Linked DNA regions of Homo sapiens: region 2 is linked to region 1. A link is a loop called in an ENCODE intact Hi-C map of the cell type or tissue named here. Cell type or tissue: heart right ventricle. All regions are shown on one strand. Links, peaks and the distances in the headings refer to the core of each region. The heading gives the core; the rest is flanking DNA.

Region 1 (4,395 bases), core at 309-4,308:
GGGACTCCATCTCAAGCAAATAAAAAAATTTAAAATACTCGATTCTAGACTTTCTAAGAATAGAAGCAATAAAAGAAGCCAAACATTTTAATAATTAGAATGTAGAGCATTTTTATAAAATGAAAATTAACAAAAATCAAAAAGGAAACTATTTGGGAAAAAAATGTGAGCATCAAATATGGCAAGGGGTTAATATTTAAAGAAACCACTTTAATATATACCAATAATGTGGAGGGTCTGATGAACAAAGAAACAAAGGTCATAAGTGGACGATTAACACAAGAGCGAGGAGTAAACGAACATATGGAGAGATGTGGGGCTTCTGGATTGGGTAAAGACATGCCACGTGAGGTAACAGTGGGGTGCCATTTAAACTGTTCACACGAGTGATATGTTTAAAAAGATGCATATTGCTGCTAACGCTGCAGTTGTACTAGTAACTGGCATGGTATAGTTCAATTATTTTACTTGCTTATAATTTTCTCTTGAACAGACATAGGAGAAATATATATTGGCAATATAAAAGTAGAATAATAAAAATGTTTTTGCCTTTTTGCCCCATAATCCTGTATTTGAGAAGAAGCATGGCATGGGGAAGAGAGCATGGAATTTCGAGTTGGAAATTCTAGGTTTGAAGCCAGGTTTTAATACTTGCAAGCTGGGCAATCCCGGGAAAGTTGCTTAATTTTCTCTCTGGTCCTTAGTTTTCTCTTTTGCAAAGTCAGGATTATCATATGTGCCTCAGAGGGTTTGGCTGAAGGTTAAATGCAATAGCCTGGGTATAAATGGAAGAACTTAACATTTCTATGGCACTTTGTTCCTTTGTTCATGAATCTCAGTTTCCTTGTCTGTAACATGGGATAATAATACCTGTCTCACAGTCAGAAGAGATAATGTATTCATTCACACACGGATTCATTCATTCAACCTTGAGGGTTTAGGAGTGACTTGGTGCTGACCTAGGTGCTGGCCATACGGAGGCAGATGAAGCAAACCCAGTCAGCCATTCCCTTTCCAGCTGGAGCTGAGTCCAGAGATGGGCTTGTCATGTGGTCATCATGCCACAGGTCTCAACAAACACAAACACGCTGTAATTAGCTAGGATGACTCTGCCATCCAGGGCACATTCAGTGCTCCTCAAAAGAGAGTCCACAGTTATATTTCTTTTGTGTGTCCTCTGTATAGAACAGAGGCTCAAATGAATATTCCATTCATCGGGTGCATGCATGCATAAATGTCTACAGGAGGGTCATTTGTTTTAATGAACAATCTGAAGTCACCTAAATGTCCAATATAAGAGGAGTGGCTAGGCCAGTGGGATTGTAATCACACAGCAGAAGACTTTGCAGTCATTAAAATGGAAAATTCTGAGCATCACAAAAGACACAGAAAAATATCTGATATAATATTACACAGGAACAAAAGTAGAATACAAAATGACACGAACTTCACAATTATAAATATATGTCCAGAATCAGAGGGAATATTGAAAAGCAAACATTTTATTACAGCAGTGAGATTCTGGGTGAATTTAAAAAATTCCTTTTATGATGTGAAAATATTGTGTTAGCAATAAAATAACAACTACCAGAAAGAAAATGGCTGCTGTGCAGAGAGAAAAATAGATGAATTTATTAAATTTTTTTGGTTGAAGTATAACTTACAAATGGTAAAGTGCACCTAAATGTACACTCAATGAATTTTCCCATATACACACCTGCCTAAATGTACACTCAGCTAATTTTTCCATATGTGCACACCTGCCTAAATGTACATTCAATGAAGTTTTCCATATGTATACACCTGCCTAAATGTACACTCGATGAATTTTTACGTATATATACACCTGCTTAACCTCCACCCAATTCAAGTTATAGGACATTAAAAATGGGTGATTTTAAGTGGGAGAAAATAGCTTTGGTGTATGTTGTGAGGGTGGACATAAAATCAATAGACAGTATTATTTTGCAAAAAATATCAGTCTTCCTAATGTGAAGATAAAATGTTAGAATACATTAAAACAGCAGAGAATGTAAGGCCCATTTTTAGAGGGAGTTCAGAAGTTGATAGATTATCCGAGGAAAACAAAGTGAACAGACTTTTTTCCCCCTTTTTATACTAAACGGCCCAAATGGAGGAAAATCACTTTCAAATGATTACATATAATATGCATAACGACAAATCCGACACTGCCAAAATCATATGCACAACCTCAGTTTTCCTTCCGGCAAGATAAACAAATCGACACCGATAAATCTGAGTGGAAACAGGGCTGTCAAATGTTATCTTCCGGACTTGGGATTAGAAACAAGGGGAATGTCGCAGAAGTCATTTGGCACCAGGAGGGCTGTGCATGCCCTTGTCTCTCTGCCTCATCCTTTGCTGCACTTTCCTCCAATACGTGAGTACATATGTATATATTTCTCTCACAGCCCCTCCTAATTCCCAAACCACAAACACCGAAGCCTTATATAATTTCACTGTGATTTCTTTTCTGTTTTTGATTTATCTGAAGTGTTGCTTGACTGCTTTATCTTTCTCTACACAGCCTCTTAAATTGCTTCAGCAGATCTAACCTCTCCAGAGACCGGAGACAGGCACAAAGCTTTACGCCGGACACTGCCAGGCCCACGTCCGTGTGGGCGTTGAATGGATGCTACGTGATGGCAGAATGAGTCACTGAGATTTAGGCGGAGAGTTTGGAGGAAGGTGCTAATGAAAAGGGCTCTGGTGCTGCAGGAGACATACGCAGGTCAGGAATAATGACGTCAGCCCGGAGCCAGTGTTTAAAAATAGTGAAGCTCTTCTATGAATCAAAATGATTCTATGGGGAAAAAACTAAACTGGTGATGGAAGGTTATATTGCTTTGTAAAAGAAAAAGTAATTTATGCTCGACTTCAAGAAAAGCAAAAGTTACAAATCAAAATAAACTCAGAAGTGCTTGAAGTAGGCAGAAACTCATCAAAACAGTTGGAGTGAACTTACCATGTTCTGTACACTAACTAAAGAAAATTGCTAGGGGATAGTGAATAGCAAAGATGCCTGGCTTCCTTCCCTATCGCAGTCACCTCTGCAAGTAGGATTACCAGCTTCTGCTTTGTGACAGCTTTTGCTGTTTCTGATGGGTCCTTATGCTGAGGGTACAGTCGACAGACCATTCACTGCTGAAGCTGTCAGAATTAACCCCAAAGAAAAACGGAGCTGAATAGGCTTTATGATTACATAACATGCCTAGACTTGACCAGCCCAGGCTGTTTGTTTATATATGTCTGGCATGCCAGATTCGACCTGGCTTAAGTGGTACCTGCTTTAATTAATTTAATTGGTTTTCTTTTCTTGATGGAAAATAGAAAGATATTTAACTACTCCAAAATCTCTTCCCTACCCCATGAAAGCCTTTGTAAATTCTATTTGATGAGGTGGTTAAGTTATTCAGTGAATGATTCTATGCAAGCATATACTCACAAAAATAATATTTAAACAATACTATAGCTGACATGGAATAAATACCAAATAACTAGTCAGACCACATCTGTACTTTTACAGTTGATCTTAGCCAAAGGCTAAGAAGCAATGCACCTCTGTACTTCTAAATACAAAATCAATTCTGCAACATAAAAACATTCACCTATGGGAATTGGGATTTTGGCTTTCTTTTAGTAATTCATAAGCTTGTGGTAATAAGTATAAAAACAGGAATTACCAACTGAGTAAAAATTTTTCTATCTATAAAAACTAAGCAAAGCCAATAATTAAATACTGTAGTTTTTGAAAGTTTAGTTTTAAAATTTGTCTTTTTATAAAATTAGCCGTGATATATATTTTTAAATGACTAAATAGTACAGCAGGCTAGAGATCTTATTTATTTATTTATTTTTTTGGAGACAGAGTCTTGCTCTGTTGCCCAGGCTGGAGTGCAGTGGCACGATCTCGGCTCACTGTAACCTCTGCCTCCCAGGTTCAAGCGATTCTCTTGCCTCAGCCTCCCTAGTAGCTGGGATTACAGGCGCCGCCACCATGCCCGGCTAATATTTTTGTATTTTTAGTAGAGATGGGGTTTCACCATGTTGGCCAGGTTGGTTTCCAACTCCTGACCTCAAGTGATCCGCCCACCTTGGCCTCCCAAAGTGCTGGGATTACAGGCATCAGCCACCAGGCCCGCCCGAGATCTTATTTTTTTTCTTAAATAACCTGGAGCAACTTAATAATAAAAACAAACAAGTTAACTTTAGTTCCTGTTGTTCGCTTTATACATTATCAAGGTGTTGCCATAAAATATGAGATGAAGGTAGAAATGGTTTTAATGAGGCATGCTTGATTTTTCTTAGTTTGTTTCATGCACATTTTATCTGTATGACAAAATATCAATGTGGAATTAAATATTATACAGAAAG
Region 2 (4,395 bases), core at 73-4,072, 390 kb after region 1:
AAAAGGATCCAGAACAGATGTGTTTCCTGTACACATTTCAAATGTGCCGGGCAGAGGCCGGCGGAGGCCCTATGGGACGCAGAGAGGCCCTGCTGTGTTGAGGTCCCAGCTGCCATTTTGCCTGCCTTCTTGGGCTCCAGGATGTTGGCCTCAGGCTCCCCGCTGACCAACCCTGTTTGGGGTTAAGTGAACACCGCTGGACAGACGTCAAGTCATGAGAAAAACTCCATCCTGAGAGTCATCTTAAGCTTCTTGGGATTTCAGTATGCCCAATTGATTCCAGCTGGTGTCAAATCAGCATATTTTGCCTAATTACATTCATTTTTGCAGGTGGTCGCCATCGGTTTCATTTACAAGAACTCAGAGTAGCCCCAAGAAATGAACTAGATAGCTGGCAGAGCAGTCCACAGTGGGGAAAAAGTCTGTTTTTGTGAACACTGAATTGACATATGCTTTTCCATAAACCCAGGCTTGCAAGGAGTCGTGCTCATGGCCTCCTTGTCTACTTTCCATCCCTCAGTCTCTCTCTCTTTTTAAGGCATAAATGTGAAAAGAAAACAAATCTCTCCTCTCCTATCTTCCCCGGCCCGACTCAGGGATTTGAACGCTGCTCATTGCTGGCCCAGCTGAACCAGGGGGCCCAGACCTTAGCCTCCTTTGGAAGACTGCCATGTAAATCAGTGGCCTACACCAAGTTTTCTCAGTAATGTGAGTCCTTCCTTTCCCTAAAAATGGGAAATGGGGCCTCCACAGGTCATCAAAAATGTGGCTTAAGCCTGGTGTGGTGGCTCATGTCTGTAATCCCAGCACTTTGGGAGGCTGAGTGGGTGGATCACCTGAGGTCAGGAGTTCGAGACCAGCCTGGCCAACATGGTAAAACCCCATCTCTACTAAAAATACAAAATTAGTTGGGCATGGTGGCACATGTCTGCAATCCCAGCTACTTGGGAGGCTGAGGCAGGAGAATCGGTTGAACCTGGGAGATGGAGGTTGCAGTGAGCTGAGATGGCACCACTGCACTCCAGCCTGGGCGACAGAGTGAGACTCCGTCTCAAAAAAAAAAAAAGAAAAAAGAAAAAAAAAGAAAAAGAAAAAATGTGGCATAAAAACAGAACATCTGGCCAGAGATCATTGTTTAATGGAATCCTCTCCAAGGGTTCTCTCTCTTGCAGACCCGTCCAGGGCATTTCAGAGAGAAGAGCCTCGAAGCCCAGCCCGGAGAGGCAGACCAGAAACAACTGAAAGCAGGCCGGGGAAGATAGGAGAGGAGAGATGTGTTTTCTTTTCGTATTTAGGCCTTAAGATCCAGCCCATGTCAGCCTATCTCCTCCCCAATTGCGGGAGTCAGACACATGTCCCCCGGAACAGAACAAGGTGTGCAGCTGGGGAGGAGACGTGCCACTGTCTAGCTTGGGGCCCACCTGCCATGTAGCTCCCAAATAACATAGTGAAGTGGTTAAAGGGCACTTGTTCTGGAGCCAAGTGGACCCAGGTCCAAATGACAGCTTTCTGACTGACTTTCACTCACTTACCTGGGACCTTAGGCAAGTGACTGGTAGCACTGAGGTCCTGCAACATGTGGGCAACCCTATCTCCCCCGGGGGTGACTGTGAGATCAGAGGAAATGTGTGCAAAGCACTAGCACAGGGTGAGGCTTTGGCACACAGTGCACTGGGCTGGCTGTGATACATGGTAGCTGGCACAAGGTCAGGTCTCAGACTGCTGCAAGTATTACAGGGCAGTGAGACATTGTAGCCATTGCAGTTATCATCAATATTCCCTAGCTCTGATAATTCTCTCTCCTCACCCCAACCTGTGGGAGTATAGAAAATGGGTACTAGCAGGAAAAAAAGCCCAGGGTTTGGCAGGATTCAGGCCATTTCAGGGCTGTTTATGGACAGAAACTTCTCAGTCTTTGGATCACGGCAAGGAAATTTTTTTCCAAATCCTTGGGTAGCTCATTTGTGAGGCAACAGCACCCTCTCTGGTCGGAAAGCAGCATTTTCTCTAGAATTTTCTCTGGGGGCTTCAGGGCACCTACACCCAAAAAGTGAACAGGTGTGTAAATGAGTGTGGTGTGGTCTTTATCCAAGGAGGTCAGGGCAACCTCAGCATCTCCCCCTTATCTGTGGGCGACTGCATCCATTTCTTCCCCCTCATTCTTCCCAGCTTTCATTGCTTCTGAACTGCTGACAGTGGGGACAGTGGGGACAGTGGGGAGGGAAGTATCTGTGTCTGAGGAGCCCGCAGTACCCCCTCTCAGGCTTAGCCACACTGGCTGCCTGCTCCAGTTCCACCCTCGGGGCCAGCACTTACTCGGCATATCCGAGTTTTGGTTTGTCCTGGCCTTTTACAGTCCTGGGAACTGTGACTGGACCTCCACTCACACTGACCTCTCCCCAGCACCCTTCTCCACCACCACTACAGAAACTTGCATGCTATTTGGTTTGGAAAATTCCAGAAGGCCCGACTCTCCTGTGGGTCTGTGTCACCCCTGACCAAGTCCCAGCTCTGAGGTCTCAGGCAGGCCAAGCTGCCTCTCTGAGCTCCTAGAGCCTCAGCCCCGGAGGGGCAGTGGTGGGGCATTCACAAAGTAATCTGTGGTCATACCTGGCTCCAGCAAGCCCACAGGCTGTGCCTGCCATGCCGACACGCCCCTTCACACTGCCAGCAAGTGGCTGCGTGGTCCTGTCTCGGGGGCTTCCCCCACCTGTGGTCCGGGTGTTGTCCCATTCAGCCTTGTGACATCTCTGCGAGCTCCCCTTCTCGTTGCCAACCTACCCTGAGAGATGCAGCTCAGAGAGAGGAGCGGGCCCAGCCTGCTGGGGGTGTCCCTCCAGTCTAGAGCGAGACTCTCACCCAGGCCCCCCATGGCCCAACAGAACCCTGGGGGCTTCCAGGCCCCACACCCGCTGCTCCTCACGACCCCTTTTCTCTGTCTCCATGGAAGCTTGGAGATACAAGTTGGAGAGAACAAAAGCTCGGGGGCCCTTCCCGGCCACTCCCAGCCCGGCTCCCTGGGCCTCCGCCCGCGGGCTGACAGCACAGAGAAGCTTCAGGAGCGGTTCAGCTTTGCTCTCACCTGCTCTCTTGAGCAATCTGTGATGGCTGTCAGAGAAACGCCTGCTTTAATTAGTTCTTCACTGATTACTATTAAGTGGCACGTTATGTAATTATCCCAGGGCAGGCCCCAAATGGAGTCTATTTCAAGCAGTTACCTGAATTTTGTGAATGAAAATTATGGTGATTCCATCTCGACTACACCACCCGGCACCCAATCAACACATATAGTGGCAAACCCAATAACCCTCCAACGGGCGGTGAACAATGCCATGGCTCCTGCGTCCAGGCTGCCTGGCAGCTCACGGGATGCTCACAATGGCCCTGACAAGTGTTTGTCTCACAGGTTGGAAAACTGAGGTTCAGAAAGAGTGGGTAATTTGCCAAAGTCACACAGCTGGGAAGTCACACAGCTGGGACTGGAGCTCAGGCAGTCCAGCTCCAGAGTCCCAGCTCCTAACCTCTATGCAGTTTAGTTAGTGACTACAACTGCTGTTTATTTAGTGGCTTATGTTGTTAGTTAACCACAGAGATAGATGATTTGTACGCATCATCTTTCCTAATCCTCACTACCAAGTGGAGGTGGTATTATGCCCATCGTACAGATACAGAAACTGAGGCACAGAAAGATCTAGCTAGCTGGAAGTGGCAGAGATGGTTTTCTATGGCTTGACAAGCCTCTTAGCACGTACTCTTAGCTAGGAGGCAGTACTGTGGAAAGGTTTGCCTTTGTCCAGAAATAGAAAGTGTAAGACCCCATCAGAGCTAATGCTCATTCAGCACCTGCTCCGTCCAGGCACTTCCCTTGGATCATTCAATGCCCACATCACCTTTGTGGGATTGGTCCAATTATTATCCCCCCTTTCACAGATGAGGAAACTGAGGGTAAGAGGAACTGGGGGAAAGACTTTGTGAAGGTTCCACAGCTGGTGTGTAGCAGAACCAGGACATAAGGTTGCTAAAACCACAGCCTAAGCTCTTAGCTGTCACTCTATCAGTTACCAGGATTAATATCACCACACACGGCCTGACCTCTGTTTAGGAATGTGCTTTGGCCAGAAAATGAATTCTAAATTATTGTTCCTTCAGGATGGGCAGTAGGGTACTAAGAACACACTACTTCTTCACTGGCCTTTGCTCTGAGAAGAGGGATGTGCTGGACATGTAGTTGCCTGGGACTGGGGCGCTGGGAGGTGATTGGCTCATGGAACTGGTGGTAAGAAAACCCAGGATGTACATTTTTTTTTTTTTGAAACAGAGTCTCTCTCTGTCGCCTAGGCTGGAGTGCAGTGGTGTGATCTTGGCTCACTGCAACCTCTGTCTCCTGGGTTCAAG

What was found. Peaks named below come from ENCODE experiments on the same cell type or tissue, not always from the same donor. Only the 100,000 strongest peaks of a DNase experiment are listed, where the experiment ranks them.
Region 2: it touches region 1 in a loop (21-fold over the local background); 1 of 110 quality-filtered maps calls a loop at or near these places.

The regions. Positions count from the first base shown.
Region 1 is chr20:59,061,239-59,065,633 of GRCh38, forward strand. It overlaps LOC124904943 (a long non-coding RNA gene), which reads left to right and starts at 2,212. Exons shown (of 2, transcript XR_007067680.1): 1 at 2,212-2,401; 2 at 2,549-2,968. RefSeq lists an enhancer at 2,211-3,410. In heart right ventricle, for the core only: no CTCF peak of the experiment used is centred there; a DNase peak (open chromatin) is centred at 2,683; H3K4me3 peaks cover 802 bases; H3K27ac peaks cover 1,482 bases.
Region 2 is chr20:59,453,945-59,458,339 of GRCh38, forward strand. No RefSeq gene overlaps it. Among named protein-coding and RNA genes, the nearest start is that of PHACTR3, 150 kb to the right of the region's middle. In heart right ventricle, for the core only: a CTCF peak has its summit at 1,986; DNase peaks (open chromatin) are centred at 1,667 and 1,946; H3K27me3 peaks cover 1,592 bases.